Linked DNA regions of Homo sapiens: region 1 is linked to region 2. A link is a loop called in an ENCODE intact Hi-C map of the cell type or tissue named here. Cell type or tissue: heart right ventricle. All regions are shown on one strand. Links, peaks and the distances in the headings refer to the core of each region. The heading gives the core; the rest is flanking DNA. Region 1 overlaps TAF1 (TATA-box binding protein associated factor 1). Region 2 overlaps OGT (O-linked N-acetylglucosamine (GlcNAc) transferase).

Evidence for each region. Hi-C counts contacts between places; a loop is a spot of excess contacts. Peaks named below come from ENCODE experiments on the same cell type or tissue, not always from the same donor. Only the 100,000 strongest peaks of a DNase experiment are listed, where the experiment ranks them.
Region 1: it touches region 2 in a loop (2.7-fold over the local background); 10 of 110 quality-filtered maps call a loop at or near these places.

The regions. Positions count from the first base shown.
Region 1 is chrX:71,453,602-71,456,518 of GRCh38, reverse strand. It overlaps TAF1 (TATA-box binding protein associated factor 1), which reads right to left. Exons shown (of 38, transcript NM_004606.5): 33 at 2,282-2,349; 34 at 1,662-1,778. Among named protein-coding and RNA genes, the nearest start is that of OGT, 78 kb to the left of the region's middle. In heart right ventricle, for the core only: no CTCF peak of the experiment used is centred there; no DNase peak of the experiment used is centred there.
Region 2 is chrX:71,543,518-71,546,434 of GRCh38, reverse strand. OGT (O-linked N-acetylglucosamine (GlcNAc) transferase) reads right to left here. Exons shown (of 22, transcript NM_181672.3): 4 at 1,800-1,868. Among named protein-coding and RNA genes, the nearest start is that of OGT, 12 kb to the right of the region's middle. In heart right ventricle, for the core only: no CTCF peak of the experiment used is centred there; no DNase peak of the experiment used is centred there; H3K27ac peaks cover 1,827 bases.

The DNA of each region.
Region 1 (2,917 bases), core at 204-2,703, 90 kb after region 2:
GTAGTAATGTAAGTAAAGTAAGGACAGTCACTCATGTACACCTTCCTCAGGTTAAGAGATAATGAGTTGGTTACTATCTTAAACTGTTTGTGAGTGAAGGGAATGATGAAAAGGTGAACTGGAATAATGAAGCAGTACTATCTAATCCTACTCTTCATAGGAAACCCTCTAACTGCACCAAATGACAGCTAATGCTCAAGAGAGAAATAGCTAACAGGTTGTCCTTAGCCATTTGAGGTAGTCTGGGAGACGTAGTGAAGAAAGGAAGGTGACTTTGGGGTCTAAGGCTTTGACTCACCAAAGGACTAGGCTTAGGCTGTCCTAGAAATGAGCAAACCATGTGCCATTCAATGGCTAGACTCTCCTGGGGAATGATGGCTAATACCCAGGCTTTAACTTACCAGAAAGTACCTTGTGGAAGCTGTGGGCCTATTAGCAAATAGGGCCTTCCTGGGCAACATCACTCACCCAAGCCCCCTTGACCCAATCTGCCCACACACTCCAAGAGCCTTTCCTTGTTCTGGACCTTGAAGAAGTATCTGAGGGTTCTTTTATACCTGGCCCCTCAGTAACCTAGGTTGTGAGATGAAAGAGAGAGTAAAAGATAGATAGGGATAGTGCATGAACGAGATATAGAGACAGCAATAATCCAACAGAGGTCACATAGGTTGCATTATCAGTTCAGAGGGAAACCTGGATAGAATGAAAAAAAATTTTCCTGTGGGAATTGGCAGAGTTCTGCATTAAAATATTTGATTAAATTTGAAAGGGTCTCAGAGAACAGATAAAGATGTGTCAGGCAAATTAAATTAATTCATTTAATGTTTACAACAATCTTGAAAAGATTTCAGAGAAAAGGAAACTAAGTGAGAGAGGTTAACTTTCCAAGATTACAAAGCTAGACAGCAGGAGAACTAAGACTCAAACCCAGGCCTGCTTTATGTCAATTCTTATGTACTTTCCACCCTACCATAGTGCCTCCAATACAGAAACCAAGCACCAGTGATATTCTGTTAAGTCCTATTCTTCAAATATGCCAACCCTCTAAGAGTACAGTATGGAGGAAATATACTCTTAGTGTATTTCAAGGGTTCAGTTAGACCAGGAAGACTAAAAATTTCTTATTTATCCTGCTCTCTCATTCTTTTGACATGAACATTTAAGAACATTATTAATACTACCTTTCTTCATTTACTAGGAGTCAATCCAGGAAAATGGGTGACTTCTGAGCTACACTGAGATATCTCTGAGGGAATGAGTAATCAAGTGTCTGTAAGGCACAGGAACAATATGGCCCATGTCTGTAACTGAGAAGTCTACACTCTAGGGATGTTCTAGAGTCCCAAAATTCATGGACAAGAAAATTCCCGAGACCCAGAGGATGGCTGGGTCAGGGATCTGATATTCCCAAACACTGCCTAAACAACTAAGGCCCCACCCCATTCATTCATCCCACAGCTGCCTTTTCTGGATTCAAGGCCACCAAGACCCATGGCCCTCACTCACCTTAGCCTTTGAGAAGACAAGAAAGCACACGAAAGGCATATGAAGAGGAAGGACAGAGAAGAATGGTATCTCAGTAAACGGATTTGTTAACATGCTCCCAATTTCCCAAACCAATAAGAAAACTATATGAGGAAGTACTTAGTCCTCAGACTCACCTGAGGCGTGTAGGGCCCTGGGGTCATTGGGTCCAGGCTTTCTAATTCTGCTTCCTCCAAAGCTGCTTCTTTAGCAGTACAAATATCCTTCTCAAGTTGAGTCAAATGTTCATCATACTGAGAAACAAAGAAAATAAATTCATTCAACATGTATTTTAAGTACTGGGGATACAAAAGTAAACAAAAGACAAAAATATCTATCTTCATGGAGCTTATATTCTAGTGGCAGGACACAGATAATAATCAAAATAAATTAAGCAGGGAAGGAAACAGGGGATGCGGAGTTGGGGGGTAGGGAATACTACATTTTAAAATAGGATAATCAGGGAAAGCTCCTCATTCAAGGGAACAGGATTTCAAAAAGCTAGATCCCAAGGAGACCTCTTTTATTTTTTGAGACAGGGTTTTGCTGTTGCCCAGGCTGGAATGCAGAGATATGGTCATGACTCACTGCAGCCTTGACCTCCCAGGCTCAAATGATTCTCCTACCTCAGACGAGTAGCTGGGACCACACGTCCCAGCTGTGTACCACCAGACCCCACTAATTTTTAAATCTTTTTTTGTAAAGATGGGGTCTCCTTATGTTGCCCAGGCTTAGGACCTCCATCTTTACCACCTACCTCAGTCAATGTCTGGTAACAGACGTTCACAATCTCCTGGGCAGTCTTAGTATACTGACTCTCAGGTCCTATAAATAAAATAAGAAAGTGCCATTATCTTTGCAGACTTGTTCCAGAATTTTACATTCTGTCATCAGCAGTGTGTCCCATTATCCTAGACCTAGAAAAACCATGCCTCAGCTTTAACTTGGACTCTTGTTCTACTTTCAGAGGCAGAAAATTCCAAACATATGCAATACAACACTAACATAATGGACTCCCATGTACTCACTAGCCAGATTCAATGATTAACACACAGTCAATCTTGTTTCATTTACTTCAATTTTCAGACTCTTCTCAAATTGTTTTGAAGCAAATTCCAGCATCATAACAATTTTCCTCTAAAAATTGTTCAGTATGTGTTGCTAGGTTTCACCATGTTGGCCAGGCTACTCTTGAACTCCTGGCCTTAAGTGATCCGCCCCCCTCAGCCTCCCCAAGTGCTGGGATTACAGACATGAGCCACTGTGCCCATCCTAAGGATGCTTTTAACAAACAATTATGTCTGATAATATAATGGTGGATACATGTCATTATACATTTTTCAAAACCCATACAATGTATACCACCACCAAGAATGAACCATGGACTTGGGGT
Region 2 (2,917 bases), core at 205-2,704:
GGTTGTGTGTCTGCCCTAGATCCAGGCCTCGAGCTCCCTTCAGCGAGGCACCTTACGCATGGAATAGGAGGTTTCACCCACCTGAAACCTTCTAAATACAATATCAATGGTGAAAAACCAAAAACAAGAGAGAAAATAAAAACAAGATCATTAGTAAAAGTTCAACAAAGCAATTGAAATTCTTTGGATGTCTATTACATATGGGAATGAGGACAGTCTCAAGTCTGTAATATGGGAAACATGCAGAAGGGAGAGGGTTAATCAGGGCTATTGCATACAGCAGGGATTTTTGCTGGAAGAAAGGCTCTTCATTTTCTACAAAGACAACTTAATTTTGCTTCCATCTACTAGGAATATGCTGGCTTGAATTTTCAAATGCACTGATTACAAAAGAAATACATTGCATTTCACTCAAGAGTATTTTCTTGTTTACTAAGTTCTCACAAAAAAACAGAATAACATTTTTCAAACTAGGTGTCTCCAGAGCTCTGAAATAAAGAAGTCAGCAACCTAAGGCAGGCGCAATGTCTCAGCCTAAACCGATCTCTAAAGCTGCAGTGAAGTGCAATTCATGTTAGCTGTCCGCTTGGTGGGGTGACAATTAATAGGAGCTTATCAAATATTTGTTCTATAAATTACCAATTAGATTTATCAGCTAAGATTGAAATCAATTACAATTCATTAGCTGGCAACCTACATAAGGTTAATCCAAAATGTCAGCAGAATTTATGAGCTGTGCACTTAAAACTAGTGCCTTTTAAAACATTAGATGGTGCTGAAAAGCCTTCTCCCTCCCTGGATGAAGCAGTCAAACAGACAGCTACTCTGCGCATACACTCCACGCATTAGCATGCGCGTGGGGCTCAGAGCAACAGGTGGGAGTTTCAGAAGCATTCTGGTTTCTCCCCACTCCTCACCCCTGCAGCGCGGTTGCGTAAGGTGGCTTGTAACAAGACAACTGCATTTATAAATTTAATTTTAAATTATACCAAAAGCTTTAATTAACCCAACCTGGTGTTCAAATTCATTATTTGGAAACACAGAATGCTAAAAGCCACCTTTCCACTTTGGCAAGTTTTCTTTCGATCAGTCCATTTCCCAAACAAACCAGCTTTGTCCTTCTGACCTTTTTTTTAAGGGGTTGGGGTGGGGAGGAATAAAAGAAGGAAATGAGGAAGAAAAGAAGGTAGACAACTAGGATTGGAAAAGAGGAAAAAGGAACTTGGGAAGGGAGTGGGGACAAGGGACAGGATGTTCCAATTATTAATTTGTAATCATTTTAACAGCCTTTCTTCCACTGTAAAAAGGGTGAGGAAGATGAAGGGAGGAAGGTTAAATAAGAATTTTAAATGCCAGTATTACAGGGTAACATTTGGATGAAATTCTTCTCCACTTACAAGCCACAAAGGACTTAGAAGAGCAGCATTTTCAATGGCACCTGCATCATATAGGAGTCTTGAGCCAAATCACAGGCGCTCTGCTTGTCACCAGCAGGCAAGCCTCAGATTTGAAGGAATGTTATTTATTCCCACATAAGATCATGACGGAGCCCAGTGTTATAAAGATGGTCTAGCTCAGCAGAAAGGCTCCAAAATGTTCAGGTTCTTGCTTTACCCCCAGATTTAGAACAGATATGCCAAAGCCTGGCCCTGCTCTATTCTGAGGCGATTCGTGCCGTCAGTTTTCCTCAGTTTCAAAGGACTGTTTTGTGAAGATAGCTCAATGAAGAGTTGAAGACTTGGCAAAAAGTACAAGTTTTCATAATACTGATGTTTAAATGTGTTCTATCAAACACCTACCTTGGCTTCTTCCAAGCGACCCAGGGCTTTGAGCAGGTTCCCCAGGTCACTGCGAACACAGTACAAATCCTAGAAACCCAGAGACGCTGTCATTAATTATACTCTGCTTTGTCAATTAAAAATATCTTGAAATCACTTTTAAGCATCTAGCTCCCTGCCATTTTATTCTATCAACTAAAGATACTGCCTGACAAACTTCAGTGCAGGACCACAACCCCTCATCCACAATTCCAAATCCCAAAAAGTTCCAAAAACTCATTTGAGGGTTAAACCTGACTTGAGGTGACATGAAACTATTTATAGAATTTAATTATCTCACTTAGTATGAATACTGTCTTTTGCTGCAGAAATATAAATGTGTTTTACTAAAAGGTGCTGCTCCAGACTTTTCTGGGTGTTTTATATATGGTATTATCTTTCTAATATCCTAAAAATTCTGAATGTTGAAATGCATTTGGCCCCATTAGCTTCACATAAAATACTATGGGACCTTACTAGAGCTTCTTTCTCTCCTCCCCAAATGTCAGTCACATTAAAAATATATATATCAGGCCGGGCGTGGTGGCTCATGCCTGTAATCCCCACACTTTGGGAGGGCGAGGTGGGAGGATCACCTGAGGTCAGGAGTTCGAGATCAACCTGGCCAACATGGCGAAACCCCATCTCTACTAAAAATATGAAATTAGCTGGGCATGGTGGCGTGTGCCTGTAATCCCAGCTATTTGGGAGGCTTAAGCAGGAGAATCGGTTGAACCCAGGAGGCAGTGACTGCAGTTAGCCGAGATCGTGCCACTGCACTCCAGCCTGGGCGACAGAGACTCTTGTCTCAAAAAAAAAAGGAAATATATATATATATATATATATATATACACACACACACACACACACACACACACACACATCTCAAATATTTGTCCAACTATGTTATTCAAGGTTATGATGAATCACTTCTGTATCAAGGACCGAAAATTTTCCAGAGTGGAAAAAAACATATTTAGCAAATGACTACCTATGAGCAAACCTACCCTTAGGCTGTCAGGCATATTTAGAAACTCTGACTTCATTTCACTATCGGGCAGAAGAATTATCCAACCAAAGCCTCAATCCTGGCACCTGCC